2 separate regions of the Homo sapiens genome follow, and region 1 is linked to region 2. Evidence: read pairs that join two places in POLR2A ChIA-PET (ENCODE). Cell type or tissue: PC-9. All regions are shown on one strand. Links, peaks and the distances in the headings refer to the core of each region. The heading gives the core; the rest is flanking DNA.

Region 1 (8,796 bases), core at 513-8,512, 240 kb after region 2:
AGTGAGCTCCTAAGCCATGGGAGACACTGATGTATGAGGAATTTCTGTTCTTCCATCACCTCCCCCCCCCCGCCACCCTCCCACTGCCAAAGAACTTGGAAATAGTGATTTCCACAGTGACTCCACTCTGAGTCCCAGAGCCAATCAGTAGCCAGCATCTGCCTCCCCTTCACTCCCACCGCAGGATTTGGGCTCTTGGAATCCTGGGGAACATAGAACTCATGACGGAAGAGTTGAGACCTAACGAGAAATAGAAATGGGGAACTACTGCTGGCAGTGGAACTAAGAAAGCCCTTAGGAAGAATTTTTATATCCACTAAAATCAAACAATTCAGGGAGTGGGCTAAGCACGGGCCATATGAATAACATGGTGTGCTTCTTAAAATAGCCATAAAGGGGAGGGACTCATCATTTCCATTTACCCTTCTTTTCTGACTATTTTTCAGAATCTCTCTTCTTTTCAAGTTGGGTGATATGTTGGTAGATTCTAATGGCTTTATTGCAGCGATTAATAACAGGCAAAAGGAAGCAGGGTTGGTTTCCCTTCTTTTTGTTCTTCATCTAAGCCTTCTGGTTTTATGGGTCAGAGTTCCGACTGCCATCTTGGACTTGTCAGCAAAAAAAAAAAATAATAATAATAATAAGGCCTGCTGTGTAAGCTGACAGTATTTGTAGCTGATAGGGGGTTGGGAGGAAAGTGTCTACTAGGAGGGTGGGGTGAGATTCTGTGTTGATGTAGGAGGCCGAGAAGGCCCTTAACTCAAAGTAGCTTATTTATCCAAAATGTTCTGGATGCATCATCTCCAACCAAGGACCCCTTATTTATCATGCCTTTGTTCTCTTTTCCCTCAGATGTATATTTCTTTAAAAATAATTTTCCTAATAACAAAACTTATTTCTAAAACAGCTTAAAAATTCAAAGAAAAACCCCAAACACTGACATTACCTACACTTCCACTACCCAAAGACAAAATGTGCCCACTGTGTGCTTTTGAGTGTATTTTCTTTTAGTTTGTTTTTTGTTGGGTGCATATTTATGATAATAACAATGATGGACTTCAATTGTACTCACTGTTCTATTGTTGGTTTTAATTAGCAGCAAGTTGTGATCACTTTCCCAGGTGAATAAATCATTTCAAAGCATTGTTTTTGGTGCCTGCACTGAAGTCGTTGGCAGGGATGCACCCTAATTTACTCCACCTGTTTACCCACTATTGCTTGCACAAATCAGTTCAACCCAGCAGTGATGACTGTGGGCTCCATTCAAAGCAAGCTCTTGAGCCATGAGAGACACTGGTGCATGAGGAATGTCTGTTCTTGCAGGGTGCTCAGCTCAGTGAGCCAGACAGACACAGGGATGCCAACAGGGCCCAGGCAGCATGGCAGGGGGTTGGGGGGACTGCAGAGCTCAGGGTGCCAAGGCAGTAAAAGGGAAGAAGGAATCATCAGTCAGAAGACACCCTAAGCTGACGGGTGTCCCACCTTACAATACAGTGACACCATTGGGCTGACTTTTCTCCTTTTGTGGACACTAGAGCTGCACTCTTACCAAACCACACACCCCCTTCAGTGGGAATTGTGTTCACATGTGGTCTTTGTACAAAGAAGCTGGTGTCATGATGGTCTTGAAAACTTTTGTCTGGGATAGAGGAGGTCATGCCACCTGGGCTTACACCCCCACACAGAAAATATAGACAAATATAGGTCTTAGGAGTCCAAGTGGATGTCAGCTTTCCAGTTGTAAACCCACCAGCTCTCAGTGTGTGGAAAGGAGGCTTAACTGAATTAAGACATATTTGTCTATTGCTTTAGTAAAATAAAACTGCATCAGAAAACAGTATTTGGTCCAACAGTGAAATCATAATGTGAAATATTTCACAAGATCCTCCAATTCCGTTTTGAAGTAATGCTTGTTTTTTCCCTTATTACAAAGGGAATTTCTAGTTGTAGAAAACTAGAAATAGCTAAAAAACACAAAGGAGAAAAATGAAAACATCTGTGCAATTCTGCTCCCCAAATATAGCCTCCCTTATTATACTACTGTTTTAGTACATTTCCTTCTAGTACTGTTTTATAAATGCACACACATACATAGACGATCACACTTAATATTTTCTGTGCGTGTAACCTCGGTAATGTTTGACACATAGTAAACACTAAGTAAATGCTGGCTGAGTGAAGCTCAATTTCTGAGCTCCAATTTCCTAATCTATAAAGTGAAGAGGAGCCTGGTATCTACCTCATGCTGCTGTTCTGAGGATTAAATAACATAAAGTTAGGGAAATCGGGTAGTATTCCTCTAACATTATCCAATAAGATGTCTGCCAGCACCTTTCCTTGGTCACTTAGGAAATTCCAGCTCCTCCTGACTGCCTCCCCTGCCCCTCCCATGCCCTGGTCCTGTGCTAATGGGGTGCAGCCCCAGACTCGTCGCTATTGTTGTCCCTTCGATTTCATCCTTACAGAAAGTCTGCCAGAAGAGCACAAAGAACTCCCTTGTCCCCTATTCAGACTCACCAGTTGTCAGCATTTTACCACGTTTGTGTTAAATTCATCATTCTCTAGATGATATATTAGATACATACATACATACATATCTAGATCTAGATGCTAGATATAGATAGATATACAATGCTATTTTTTCTCCACAATCATTTGAGAGCAAGTTGCAAATACGATGCCTCATTATCATCATTACCCTCAGAATGCTTTTACTAGCAACAAGGATATTCTCCCACGTAACCAAAACAGGAAACTGATATGGACACAATATCATCATATTATCTGTAGCCCTGTTTCCAGTTTTGCCCACTTTGCCAATAATGTCCTCAATAATCCCAGGGTCCAGAAATGCTTGTTTTACTTAGTTGTCTGCTCCTCTAGTCTCCTTTAAGAGCAGTTCCTCAGGCTTTTCTTGTCTTTCATGACTTCAGCATTTGAGAGAACACTACAGTTACCTGATAGACAACAATTCCTCGATTTGGCTGACTGATGTTTCCTTAGATCCAGGTTATGAAACTAGGGCAGGAATCTCACAAAACAGTTGCTGTGTTCTCAGTGCATAATATCAGAACGCACCTAATGCCAATCTTCCCCACGACTGGTGATGTTAAACTTTATCACTTGCTTAAGAAGGTGTCTACCAGTTTTTGCCACTGTAAAGCATTTTGTACTTATTACTTAATAAGTGACAATTATTAGTTCACTTCTTTCTGAAAAGTGAAAGCTTCTCTTCTCCTCATTTATTATTTGTATCAGCAGCGTCTCATGGGGTTAAACTATATTCAGTGGAATATAGTTTAATGTTGTCTTTATTTTGATGCACAGATCACCCCAGATTGATCTAACGGGAGCTGGATCCTATGTCCTTTTGTTCTGTCTCCATTGTACTTTGAGCAATCCCTCCCTCTTTAGCAAAGAGGTTCCAGCTCTGTCTTGTATTTTCCCTGCCCTGGCCACAGAAAGACACATCTCCAAGCAGTCTGGCTTTTTGTAGTGGAAACTAATATTTAGAAACCATGATTGGAGAGCTAGATGTGCTCATTGTTAGTGGAGTACTATTGTTTTTGGGCCTTCTCCATGGACAGAGCTACGAAAAATATCTATGTATGTGTAAATACAGTAACACACACACCACACACACACACACAAGCATATCTATCTAATCTATCACATGTAAAGCCATGCGTTCACACCAATACCTTCAATGACAATCTTACATAGCATTGTTCTTTCTAGTCTACTTTTTTTTTTTTTGAGACAGAGTCTCACTCTGTTGCCAAGGCAGGAGTGCAATGGCACCATCTCAGCTCACTACAACCTCGGCCTCCCAGGTTCAAGCGATTCTCCTGCCTCAGCCTCCCGTGTAGCTGGGATTACAGGTGCCTGCCACCACGCCTGGCTAATTTTTGTAGTTTTAATAGAAACGGGGTTTCAACATCTTGGCCAGGCTGGTTTTGAACTCCTGACTTCATGATCCAACTGCCTCGGCCTCTCAAAGTGCTGGGATTACAGGAGTGAGCCACCACGCCCAGCCTCTTCTACCTTTTCATAGTTGAAACTGGCTTCTCTCACAACAAGAAAGCTGGTTCTCATTGCTGTCAATGTATTCCTTTTTACATAATCCTTTAGTGAGTAATCACAGTTCTTCTGAATAGGCCAGTCTAATGCCTTACTGCTGCCAATGATGAGAGACTCTGTACATCACTTGAGTACCCCTCAGTCTTTTGGCTCAGGCTCCAGCATGTGAACCGCTCTACACAGTCTTGGCACCAGGGCGAGGATGAGACCTTTTACTTTCATAAATTTTTCATCTTTTCCTTTTAAAAAAATCCACATATCCCCGATCTGCTCCCCACCCCAACATCATAGGCACAATTTAAAGATTTTATTGACTTTTTTAAAGAAACAGCTTTTGTTTCATTGATTTCTTTTCTGGTCTTTCTTATCTTTTTTCTTCTGCTTACTTTGGGTTCATTTGATTTTGTTTTATTTTGTTTTTGTCTAGTTTATTAAAATAGAAGCAGCTATGATAATTTATTTAAACCATTCTCCTTCTCCAGTATCAGCATCTAGAGCTATAAATGTACCTCTAAGGACTGCTTTTGCTGCATTCAACAAATTTTCATATGTTATCTTTTTATCTCATTCAGTTCAAAATAATTTTTAATATCCTTTTATATTTATTTGCCTGTAAGTTATTTAAAAGTTTGTCAGCTTCCAAAGATTTGTGGATTTTTCAGATATATTTGCTATTAATTTCTAATGTAATTCTGATGTGACTTACACAATTTGAATAATTCTAAATGTACTGAGGTTCCTTTTATGGCTCAGAGAATGAGCTATATTAGTAAATGTTCTGTGTGTATGTAGCCTAGGTTGGTTAATGTTCCATGAGCACTTGAAAAGACTATGTGTCTTGCATTATAATATTTAATAAATGTCAGTTGGGTCAAGTTGGCCAATAGTGTTGCTCATATCTTCTATTCAATACTAATTTTTTGCCTCATTGTTATATCAGCTAGCTAGATAGAACAATAAGTTGCCTTGTTAAAATATTTAATTATGATTATGGATTTGTCTGCATCTTCCTTTATTTCTGTCAATTTTTGCTTCATATATGTCCGAGCTCTATTATATGAAAGACATATAAGACTATTCTGTCTTCTCATTGACTCCTTTGTCATTAAGAAATATATCCCTTTATCCCTGGTAATAGTTCTTGTCTAGAAGTTTACTTTTTCTGATATTACTGCTATTCTAACTTTTTAATGCTTCTTCTTCACATGGTACAGTCATTCGTCCTTTAATGATGGGGATACATTCTGAGAAATGCACTCTTAGGCTATTTTGTCATTGTGTGAACATTATAGAGTGTACTTACACAAACCTAGATGGTATACCCTACTACACACTTATGCCACATGGCATGTCCTATTGCTCCCAGGCTACAACCTTGTACAGCATGTTACTGTACTGAATACTGTAGCCAATTGTAACACCATGGTAAGTATTTGTATACCTAAGCATAGAAAAGGTACATTAAAAATACAATAAAAAGGATTTTTAAAAGGTACACCTGCATAGGATACTTACCATGAATGGAGGTTGCAGTACTGGAAGCTGCTCTGGGTGAGTTACTGAGTGAGTGGTGAGTGAATGTGAAGGCCTAGGACATTATTGTGTATTACTGTAGACTTTATAAACTGTACACTTAGGCTACACTAAATTTATAAAAAACAATTTCTCCAGTGATAAATTAACCTTAGCTTACTACAACTTTACTTATAAACTTTTTAATTTTAAACTTTTTGACTTTTTTATTATACTTTTTTGTAATAACACTTAGCTTAAAACATGCATTGTACAGCTATACAAAAATGCTTTCTTTCTTTATATCCCTATTCCATAAGATTTTTTCTATTTTAAAAAATTTTTAACATTTTTACTTTTTAAACTTTTTTGCCAAAAATCAAGACACAAACACACACTTTAGTCTAGACCTACACAGGATCAAGATCATCATTATCACTGTCTTCCATCTCTACATCTTTTCCCACTGGAAGGCCTTCAGGGGTAATCACAGGCATGGAGCTGGCGTCTCCTATGATAACAATGTCTTCATCTGGAATTCCTCCCGAAGGACCTGCCTGAGGCTGTTTTACAGTTAATTTTCTTTTTATAAGTAGAAGAAGTGCATCTTAAAATAACAATAAAAAATTCAGTATACTGAATACATAAGCCAGTAACATAGTCATTTATTATCGTGATCAAGTATTATGTACTGTATATAATTGTATGTGCTCTATTTTTATGTGGCTGAAGTGCAGTAAGTTTGTTTACAACAGCATCACCACAAACACGGGAGTAATGAGTTGTGCTACGATGTTACAACAGCTCTGTTGTCACCAGGCAACAGGAATTTTTCAATTCCATTATAATCTCATGGGACAACCTTGGTATAATCAATCCATCATTGACTGAAACATCATTATGTAGAACATGACTGTATATCTTTTTCAGTACTTTTATTTTTAAATATATGTTGTTTTGTTTTTTAATATAAAGGGAATCTCTCGTAGAAAGCATGGCGCTCAATCTTCTTTCTCATCCAGTCTGACAACCCCTTTCACTTGAATTATTTAGTCTATTAACATTTTATGTAATGATTGATATTATCAAGTTTAAGTCTACTACAGTACACTTTGTTTCCTATTTGTATTTTGTTTTCTCTATCTCTTAATTTTTTTTGATTATTTGAAAAATGTTTAGTAGTCTATTTCAGTCCCTCTATTGACTTTTTAAGCTATACCTCTTTATATTATTGTTGTAGTGATTTTCTGTAGGGATTTCAGTATGCATCCTTAATATATCACAGACTATTTAGGATTAATATCGTGCCATTTCATATAAAATGTAAGAACCTCCTCTCATTCTCTGTATTGTTATCATGTATTTTACATTTACATATATAGAAAACCTCATAATACAATGTTATTATTTTTATTTTAAACAAATTCATTTTTAAAAAGACATCAAGACAAAAAATGTAATCTTTTATATTTATCCAAGTTTCTATCTGGTGTCAATTTGCCTTAGCCTGAATAACTTCTCTTACTATATCTTGAGCATGAGTCTGTTGGCAAAGAATCTGGTATTTTTCACTTATTTGAAAATGTCTTTATTTTACCCTCATTTTTGAGAGATATTTTTTCCAGATACAGCATTCTGAATTGGCAATATTTTTTCTCAGTCCTTTAAAGAAATCATTCTACTGTCATCTGTACATCATTGTCTCTGATAAAAAGTTAGCAATTGCTCTTATCATTGTTATCTCCTACGAAATGTGTTTTTTTCCCCCCTCTGGCTGCCTTTAATGTTATTCCTTTCCCTTTTTTTTTTTTTTTTAGCATTTTTTGCTTCATTTGTGTTTATTATTCTTGGTGTTTATGAAACATTGAGTTTTAGGTTGATTTTCCCCCAATTTGAGAAATTTGGGGCCATGATTTCTTCAAATACATTTTTTTCCCTGCTTAATTATCGCTTTCTCTTCACCTTTATATATACCAGTTATACAGTGGGTCCCCCCTTAACTGCAGTTTTGCTTGCTGCAGTTTCAGTTATCCCTGGTCAACCATGGTCTAAAAATATTAAATTGAAAATTCCAGAAATAAGGAATTCATAAGTTTTAAATTATGCGCCATTCTGAGTAGCATGATGAAATCTTACACTGTATTGCTTCATCCTGCCTGCACATGAATCATCCCTTTGTCCCATATACCTACACTTTATTTGCTACCTGCCCCTTAGCCATTTAGCTGTCTCAGTTATCAGGTTGACGCTTGTGATATTGCAGTACTTGTGTTCAAGTGACCCTTTTTTAACTTAGTAATGGCCCTAAGAGTAGTGATGCTGGCAATCTGGATATGTCAAAGAGAAACTTGAAAGTGCTTCCTTAAGTGAAAAGGTGACCTTGATGTTCCTTGGCTGGGATTTGGCACTATCAGCAGTTTCAGGCATCCATTGAGAGTTTTAGAACATATCACCAATGGATAAGGGTACTATACCTTTATTAGACTGCTTAATTTTGTTTCATATCTCCTTTTAAAACTCATTTTTTACAGTAATTTATATTCATTTCTTGACCTTTCTTCTATTGTCTCTACTAGGTTGTTAAGACCCTCCAATTTATTTCAGATACTGTAATTAACAGTTCTAGAATTTCCATTTGGTTCTTTTACATAGTTTCCATTTATCTACTGAAATTCCACATCTGTTCATTCATTATGACAATTTAATTCTTTAAGTCCTTGATTATAATAGTTGATTTAAAGTCCCTAATTGCTAATTACAACTTCCCAGTCATCTTGGGGTCTGTTTCTATGGACTTTTTTTTAGAATTATGGCTATAATTCTTTTTCACATCAATTACTTTTTTATTGCATGTCAAGCATTATAGGTGATATGTTGTACGGAGTCTGGACTATTATCTTCCTTTAAAAAGTGCTGGGTGTCATTTTGTCAGGGTTGTAAAATCATTGGTGCTTCCTTTCAGTCTCATCAGACTCAGTTTTATGTTTTGTTAGGATGTGTCTATTTCAGATTTGGCTTTAGTTTTAGGGCTTGCCTTTACTCTAGGGCTGTGGTCTTCAACAACAACAGCATCACCTGGGAACTTATTAAAAATACAAATTTTCAGGCCCTACTTCAGAGCTACTGAATCAGAAATTCCAGGGGTGAGACCCAGCAATCCGTATTTTAACAAGTGTTTCAGACGACCCTGGTACATGCTGACAT
Region 2 (8,796 bases), core at 480-8,479:
TGGTGAGAGAGCTGCCGTGACTGAGGGGTTTGGGTCTCAGTCTCCCCACATGGGAGCCTGGGACAGAGCAGGAACTGTGTGAGGGAGGCAGGGTGACCGACCTGCACACTGAGCTGGTTAGTGGCTGAGCCTGGGTTTTCCTAGCAGCCTGCCTCTCTAGAAGAGCTGCATATTAGAATGTCCTGAGCAATTGACTTGTGAGGGCAGATCTCAAAACCCCTCCATTGTTGCCTTGTCACCCATAAGAAGTTGTATGGGAAAAGGTCACAGGTTAAGAAGGAAGGAAAGATGGCAGATGGTAGGAGGTAGGACCAGAAGTGGTGCGAGGCCTGGATGCTGCCCAAGGCGGGCCTGCCACCAGGAGTGTGGGGTGGGGGACTCCACTAAGGAGGTGGAATGACTCCAGAACTCAGCTCCTTCTGCCCCATGGTTTTCTCAGGGCTGTTCTTGGGTGGAAGAAATACCCCTTTGCCTCCTTTAACCCATAAATTCCTCTTTTCCTTAGCTACTCACTGTCTGCCCTTTTGTCGCAGGCTAAATTTGGGAGAAATGGATCTGACTGCCCGGACAAGTTTTGCTTATTCCAGTCTGAAACCAAAAACCTTCTGTTCAATGACAACACTGAGTGTCTGGCCAGACTCCATGGCAAAACAACATATGAAAAATATTTGGGACCACAGTATGTCGCAGGCATTACTAATCTGAAAAAGTGCTCAACCTCCCGTAAGTAGACCCTAGCTAGCATCCCCGAGAAACCACCATGGGTGAAGGTCAAGGTTTGAGGGCCAAACAGCATTCTAGGAACGAACACAGGTGTAAAAATGTTAAGGAAAGATAATATCTCTTTACAGTTCAGGAAATTATAATCTCATTGATAAAATAATTAGAGAATAAAATAGAGCAGTATGTAATAAATTTTTATAAATTTTATAGTACGGATAGTGATGGCACTGTCATGAAATCTTTGGAAACTGATAATCCATTTTATTCAGTAAAATGAAAGGTGCATATATACATATGCATTGAGAAATGACAAAACCAGCCACGTGTGATGGCTCACACCTGTCATCCCACCACCTTGGGAAGCAGAGGTGGGAGGATGGCTTGAGCCCGGGAGTTTGAGACCAATGTGGCCAACACAGAGAGACCTTGTTCTACAAAAATAATTTTAAAAATTAGCCTGGTGTGGTGTCAAGCACCTCTAGTCCCAGCTACTTGAGAGGCTGAAATAGGAGGATTGCTTGATCCCAGAAGGTTGAAGCTGCAGTGAGCTATGATTGTACCACTGCACTACAGCCTAGGTGACACCGAAAGACCCTTCCTCAAAAAAAAAAAAAAAAAATCTGATTCTAGACAGTTACCATAGATGCCAACTATAGAGAAAACAAAATCTCAAAAAAATTCAAGTGTAGGAAAACACATCTTAACCAGGGAAATATGTTGATATTAATTTAATCCCTTAAAAATATTTAGAAGACATCACAGAGTATTGTAAGGCTCCCGGTGATAACTGTGGGATTTCAGTGTGCACAGCTCCCTGTGCACTGCAATCATTCAGATTCCTATTCCTGGTCCCTCACCCAGAGTTGGGGGCATTAGGGATGCTGTTGGTCCAAGGATGGGGGCAGGGCCAGAAATGTCTTTATCGGTAGTTTTCAATGAGAGACAATTTTTCCCCTGAGGGGATATTTGACAATGTGAGAAGCATTTTTTTGATTCTTACAACATAGAGGGTGCTGCTGGTAACAAATAGGTAGAGGCCAGGGATGCTACTAAACAAAGCACAGCCAGCCCCCTGCAATAAAGGGTTATTATCAGGCCCCAAATGTCAATAGTGCCAAGGTTGAGAAACCCTTTTCTGTATTGACAAACAACTCAGGTCACTGTGATGCAGGTCAGGACCACCCTCTGAGAAATATGGCTACAGGGCTCTTCTTGTGAGCAGCCAGCTCAGGACTGCATAGACCACATGCTTCTTGAGGGCAGGCCAGTCTATCCATGCTGTGTCCCCAGCACTTAGCACAGCAACTCACACAAAGCAGGTGCTCAGTAAGGATCTGTGAATGAATGAGTGAATCTGCAGGTGAACATGATTGCAAACAGGTTCACATTCCGGGAGAAGCTAGAGGACCACCAATGTCTTGTGAACTTGAGAATGTGACAGTCGATTCAATCAGAGACAAGTGCAGGGTGGTTGTGTCTCTCAGGCCAGAGCAGGGAAACACCCTGGCTGGTGAGGGCTAGACTCTGGCTCCCTTGAACACCGTAGTCGCTAGGAGTAGGGGAGTGGGAATATGAGTGTGGCAAGCACTGACTCAGTGATGGGAGAAGGGCAGAGAAAACTCTTAGTATTCTCTTTGATTTATTGGATTAAATAACTGGTTTAATGGAAGAAATCAGTTTCTGAATCTCTTGCTCTGTTGTGTCCCACAGCCCTCCTGGAAGCCTGTGAATTCCTCAGGAAGTAAAACCGAAGAAGATGGCCCAGCTCCCCAAGAAAGCCTCAGCCATTCACTGCCCCCAGCTCTTCTCCCCAGGTGTGTTGGGGCCTTGGCCTCCCCTGCTGAAGGTGGGGATTGCCCATCCATCTGCTTACAATTCCCTGCTGTCGTCTTAGCAAGAAGTAAAATGAGAAATTTTGTTGATATTCTCTCCTTATAAAGTGTCACTCATCTTTTCTAGAATTTTATACTGAAATCACATGCCTGACAAAATACCTGTACAGTTGGACCTTCCCTTCCAAGTTTTTCAGGTCCAGCCCCTCCTCTTTCTTGCAGTCTTGGGTATGATGCCCAAGGGTCTGGAATTTAAGGCCAGGCCAAGCACCGGTTTTCCTAAGGGGATCTTGTTGGTTATTCACATAGCTGTCTCAGTGCACGTGCATGTATGTGCCTGGGAGTGTGTGCGTGTCCCCAAGGCAGGGCAGGAAGAGCAAGCATAGGAATTATAACTGAAATGTAGGTTCAGTTGCTCATCACTTGCAGAGTCTAATTAACAAGAGCTAGGTTTGGTATAAAGTGACTTTTATTCCAAAGCTACCTTAGGGGAAGAAGTACAGGCTTCTTTCCTTAAGGGTAACTGCTTCACCTTTGGAGCAGAAAGCAGAGGCTTTTAAATGGGGGGCGTGGCATGCAAGGCAGGAAGTGAGCAGGTAGAGGGTCTGGGTACTGGCTTTGGTGCCTTGTCTACCAGGCAGTTGAGTTGGTTACTGCTGGTGCCTTTGTGGGCAAAACTAGGTTGTAAAAGCAGCCAAAAAATTTCCAGATGGGAGAGTTTCATAGCGGGCATATTTTGGCTTGTGAATTGACTGTTATGTCTCAAGGTAGTCTCTTGGTGGGAGAGAGTTCTGCTCTGTAGCGTCTAACTAAGAGCACATAGTTAGATGAACTTGCCCTGTTGGGAGTGTCTGGTGAAGGGGAGATAAAAGATTATAATTGCATTTCTAAAGAGCTAAGTAGGAAGCAGAGAAAAGGAGAGAGAAGTGAAGACAGAATAATTTTAAATAATGAAGAGAGAAATGAAGAAGGAATAATTTTCCTGCTTTTCCATTGGTTCTTTGGACATAACAGGCAAAAGTGTCAATCAGGGTGAGACTGTTCCTTCAAGGGCAGAGATCAGACAAGTGTCCTGAAACTCTGCCTCCATTGTGGGGGCAACCATTTGGCCATGTTCCCCACTGTCAGTGAGATGAATAGCTCTGCTGCTGCCTGCAAAAGCCTCTGAAACCTGTCAGGAAAGGACATTAATTAAGGTCCCATAATGCTAGGATGAAGCTCTTTTCCTATTTGCTACTTTGAATTATGGCCTGATATGTTGTCCATCCTCACTAACATGAGAAGATTAGTCAGTGAGCAACATCTGATGGGGTAGCCACAGCAGTGATAATGCCAGCACTCTTAAACATGACATTTGAACAGTATGAACTTTCTTGTCTAAATAAGATACTAAAGTGAAATTGAGGCCCACCTATGAAATTCTCCTGTTCCAGGTTGAAAAGAAATGGAACATCGCTGTGTCTCTCTGTTCACGCTAGGTTATATTGCTGTAGCAAATGGCCTCCAAATCAAAATCTTAGTGGCTAACATGACAAAAATGTGTTTCTCTCTTGTGTCCATCTCCATCATGGGTCAGCAATGGATCTGTGGCTCATGTCTTTATTCTGAGACCCAGGCTGAACCAGCAGCCCCAATTTTGGGCATGTTGGGCTTGAGGCAGAGGGGAAAATATAAGAGACAGAGGCAGCTGCTCTGCCTATGGAGTGCTATTCTTTTATTCCTTTATTTTCTTAATAAACTGCTTTAACTTAAAAAAAAGAGACAAAAGCATCATACAATAATACTTACAGTGTCTGCTTGGCAGAGGCCATATCATCTTTATCATTTCATTGGCCAGAGAATTCACATGGCCACAACATCAGTGAAGTCGCCCAGGAGGAAGGGGCAGTGATAGAGGACTGGGGTTAGTGCAACAGTGCAAGGAAAAATCTTCAGAGCATTTCATAGTGCCCAGCCAGAAGGCCATCACAGGAATGTCCCACCCACCCACAAAGGCTTCTCTGCAGTCCTAGAGAGGTGTCCTTTGCCCAGGTCCCACCCCCTTCCCAGAGCATGGCCTGGTAGGTGTGGCTGGATCTCAGTCCCTGTGTGCCACTCACCAGGATGGTTGGGCCTCTGCCTGCACAGCTGCACAGGCCACCCCAGAAACAGAAGATTGACTAGATGCAGGATGCTTCCTGTGATATTTCACAATTTATCCTGCATTAATGATATTTTCCCATACAGAGAACCATGCAGTAGTTCCCAAGGTTGGGTTCCCTGAGGGGGAATCATTCATATTTGATTTCAGAAACCCTCCCTTCAGGCCATTGCTAACTTTTGCTGTAACACCAGTCACTCTCTGAGGTTCAGTAACAGCTTCATCTTCCTCACCCTGTGCCACAACTTTAAGACTGGTTTGGGCACATCCTCTTATCATTTTTGTGTATGTCTCCTGGGGTCTCTAAGTCCCAAATCTTTCCTTAAAAAGTTATTTCTGTAGAGCACCTGATTCTGTCATTGTTCAGGTTGCCACTATGTAACCCACATGGACCTAGGGAAACTGAACAAAGGGGGCAAACGTGGGAATAAAAGACAAGAGACAAAAGAGTATATTTGGAAGAAGCGGTCAGGGGGCACTTTGCCTCTAGTGGACAAGGGCCCTGAGCTTTACACAACCCTCCGTAGTGATTAGACAAAAGAGATAGTGAGAAGGGGGGTGTGGAAGAAGGGATCAGCTGCTCAGTCCACAGTAGGCTTGCAAGACTGCATTCTCCAGATGTCCCAGTAGATAACCTCAAGGAGCCTGGTGCCAGGAAGTGATTGCCCTCAGCAAACCTTCTGGCAGTGGGAGCAGTCGTGAGTTTGCCCACATCCTGCATTCATGATAAACAGTTTGCTGTTTTATCATATAGCCTCCAGTGGAATGATGAGTTGGTCAGTCCCACGAGCCTTAGGCTCCCTAAATATCCCCCTTTCTGTTTATGAATTAATTGAAAGAATGTAAGGCCAGGGTGGGCAGCTCTCATTTTCCGATTGGTGGTCCATCCAATTTTACAGGCTATGAACAGAAGACAGAGACAAAACAATATTATTCCAAGAACTACATGTAAGATGTTAATGTAGTGCCTTAGATAAGTCCAAGGATTGAGGCTCTCCAGGCCTTGCTGGAATTTGGTCCAGTCTTCTAAAGAAGGCTGAAACTCTTGAATTTGCCTATGTAAATCAAGAATTTTGTTTTGTAATTCACCAATATCAAAGGTGATGTTAGATGTGAAAGCTCCCTGCAAATGGGCTTTCACAACGTCCCACAGATACTCACTTTGGTTATATTCTAAGTTGGTTACACAAATATGAGTGTGATTAAAATGACAATGCAATCAAGCTTTGTGCTTTTCCCCTAACCATAGAACTGTGGATTTCAACATTACCACTTTATTGGGAGAACCCACCCTCAGTATTTCAACATAGGTTCCTTCTATTTTCCATAAGTGTTGGCCAGCTGAGAAATAAAGAGAGACAGTACAAAGAGAGGAATTTTACAGCTGGGCCACCAGGGGTGACATCACATATCGGGGGAACCCACCCCCAATATTTCACGTAGGTTCGTTCTATTTTCCATAAGTGTCGGCTGGCTGAGAAATAAAGAGAAAGAGTACAAAGAGAGGAATTTTACAGCTGGGCCTCCAGGGGTGACATCACATATTGGTAGGACCGTGATGCCCACCTGAGCCGCAAAACCAGCAGGTTTTTATTAAGGATTTCAAAAGGGGAGGGGGTGTAAGAACAGGGAGTAGGTCACAAAGATCACATGCTTCAAAGGGCAAAAAGGAGAACAAAGATCACATGCTCCTGAGGAAACAGGACAGGAGAAAAATCATAAACTCCTGATAAGGGTCTATGTTCAGTGGTGCACGTATTGTCTTGATAAACATCTTAACAGAAAACAGGGTTTGAGAGCAGAAAACTGGTCTGACCAAAAATTTACTACAGCAGAGTTTTTCCCCACTCTAGTAAGCCTGAGGGTTCTGCAGGAGACCAGGGCGTATCTCAGTCCTTATCTCAACTGCACAAGACAGACATTCCCAGAGCGGCCATTTATAGACCTCCCCTCAGGAATGCATTCTTTTCCGAGGGTATTAATATTAATATTCCTTGCTAGGAAAAGAATTTAGCGATATGTTTCCTACTTGCACATCCATTTATAGGCTCTCTGCAAAAAGAAAAATATGGCTCTTTTTGCCCGACCCTGCAGGCAGTCAGACCTTATGGTTGTCTTCCCTTGTTCCATAAAAATCACCGTTATTCTGTTCTTTTTCAAGGTGCACTGATTTCATATTGTTCAAACACACGTTTTACAATCAATTTGTACAGTTAACACAATTATAACAGTGGTCCTGAGGTGATGCACATCCTCAGCTTACGAAGGTAACAGGATTAAGAGATTAAAGACAGGCATAAGAAATTGTAAAAGTATTATTTGAGAACTGATAAATATCCGTATTAAGATGAAATCTTCACAATTTACGTTCCTCTGCTGTGGCTCCAGCTGGTCCCTCTCTTCGGGGTCCCTGACTTCCCATAACACCACTTCAGTTTGTAACTCAGTGTTAATTTTATTCTGAAGTAGCCATGCTTGGTCGGCTGTGTGTGTCCAGTTCTCCATGTACTGAGCTGTTTGAATAGAATTATGCAAAGCTACAGAGGACATCACAACAGAAGTTATTAGTGCGACCAAGGAAACAATAGCTAAAATTATTATGTCTAAGGCTCTACAGACATGATGAGTAAGCTCAGTTAGAAGAAGTTTCACAAAATGCAAAGCAGGTGTGGCAGCCCAAGCCTCGGACAGATTAACAGGAATACATAGCCCAGGGATGTGGCCTAAAATCATCAAAGTAGAGATATTATGTGTTTGCAATGTGCTATGATTAATGCAGTGATATAATTGGTAAGATTTACAGGTCAATTGGGTATTGTTTACCTGGAGCTGGTCCTTCTTAGCTGTCAAAAAGACATAAGGATACACCATGGAATACTATGCAGCCATAAAAAAGGATGAGTTCATGTCCTTTGCAGGGACATGGATGAAGCTGGAAACCATCATTCTCAGCAAACTAATACAGGAACAGAAAATAAAACACTGCATGTTCTCATTCATAGGTGGAAATTGAACAATGAGAACACTTGGACACAGGGCAGGGAACATCACATACCAGGGCCTGTTGGGAGGCGGTGCTGGGGGAGGGAGAGCATTAGGAGAAATACCTAATGTAAATGATGAGTTGATGGGTGCAGCAAACCAACATGGCACATGTATACCTATGTAACAAACCTGCAAGTTGTGCACATGTACCCTAGAACTTAAAGTGTATATCTATCTATATCTATAACTATATCTATATCTATATCCATATCTATATCTATATCTATAAACACAAACTGTAAGTTGAGTAGTGATATTCTTTACAAATATAACATTAGAACTGTGTTGTGACTCCAGTTGGCCTTCTCTCCGTCTTTGCACTCAGGCTCAGCTGGCTCATGGCTCGTACCGGGGGGACCCTGTCCATGGTTGGCCACCCTGGGTTCCTCTAGTCTCCCGTTCCATGGTTGCACACACCTTGAGGGCACCCACACGGCTTGTCCATCTCCTGTAAAAACACAAGCATACTCTCTTCCCCACGTCAGTAAATCCACCAGACCTTTCCATTTTCCTTCTTCCAGGGATTTCCATAACACTTTTGGATAAATTTTCCTCTTTTCTTCTAACACTTGCCAATGTCTTTCTGCTGGAGTCTTACCATCCATACCAGGAGTCAAAAAATTTAAAGTAAATAAGGCTAAATGTAGTTTTTATTGAGGTGGTAGTTGGCCTCCTATACCCGCTTTTTGTCTTTTCAACATGCATTGTAATGTTTGATGTGCCTGCTCTATAATGCCTTGTCCTCTAGGATTATAAGGAATTCCTGTTTTATGGGTTATAGCCCAAAGCTGCAAGAAATTTTTAAAAGCATGACTAGTATAAGCGGGTCCATTGTCAGTTTTTAATTGTTTAGATATCCCCATATGAGCAAATGATGACAGACAGTGTCGCTGTACATGACCAGCTGTCTCACCTGTTTGGCATGTAGCAGGCAGCATATGAGAATAAGTGTCTATAGTCACATGAACATAGCTCAGCTTATCAAAGGTTGCTGTGTGTGTAACATCCATTTGCCAGATTTCATTTGGAGCCAAACCTCGTGGATTACATCCTTCT

Evidence for each region. Peaks named below come from ENCODE experiments on the same cell type or tissue, not always from the same donor. Only the 100,000 strongest peaks of a DNase experiment are listed, where the experiment ranks them.
Region 1: POLR2A ChIA-PET joins it to region 2 with 5 read pairs; 2 of 35 experiments call an interaction of 5 or more read pairs at or near these places.

The regions. Positions count from the first base shown.
Region 1 is chr3:46,194,058-46,202,853 of GRCh38, reverse strand. CCR1 (C-C motif chemokine receptor 1) reads left to right here. Exons shown (of 2, transcript NM_001295.3): 2 at 1-1,143. Among named protein-coding and RNA genes, the nearest start is that of CCR1, 9.9 kb to the left of the region's middle. In PC-9, for the core only: no CTCF peak of the experiment used is centred there; no DNase peak of the experiment used is centred there.
Region 2 is chr3:46,429,867-46,438,662 of GRCh38, reverse strand. It overlaps LTF (lactotransferrin), which reads left to right. Exons shown (of 17, transcript NM_002343.6): 16 at 534-723; 17 at 2,434-3,018. The coding sequence ends at 2,468. Among named protein-coding and RNA genes, the nearest start is that of LINC02009, 11 kb to the right of the region's middle. RefSeq lists a silencer at 5,131-5,425. In PC-9, for the core only: no CTCF peak of the experiment used is centred there; a DNase peak (open chromatin) is centred at 5,312; H3K27ac peaks cover 1,501 bases.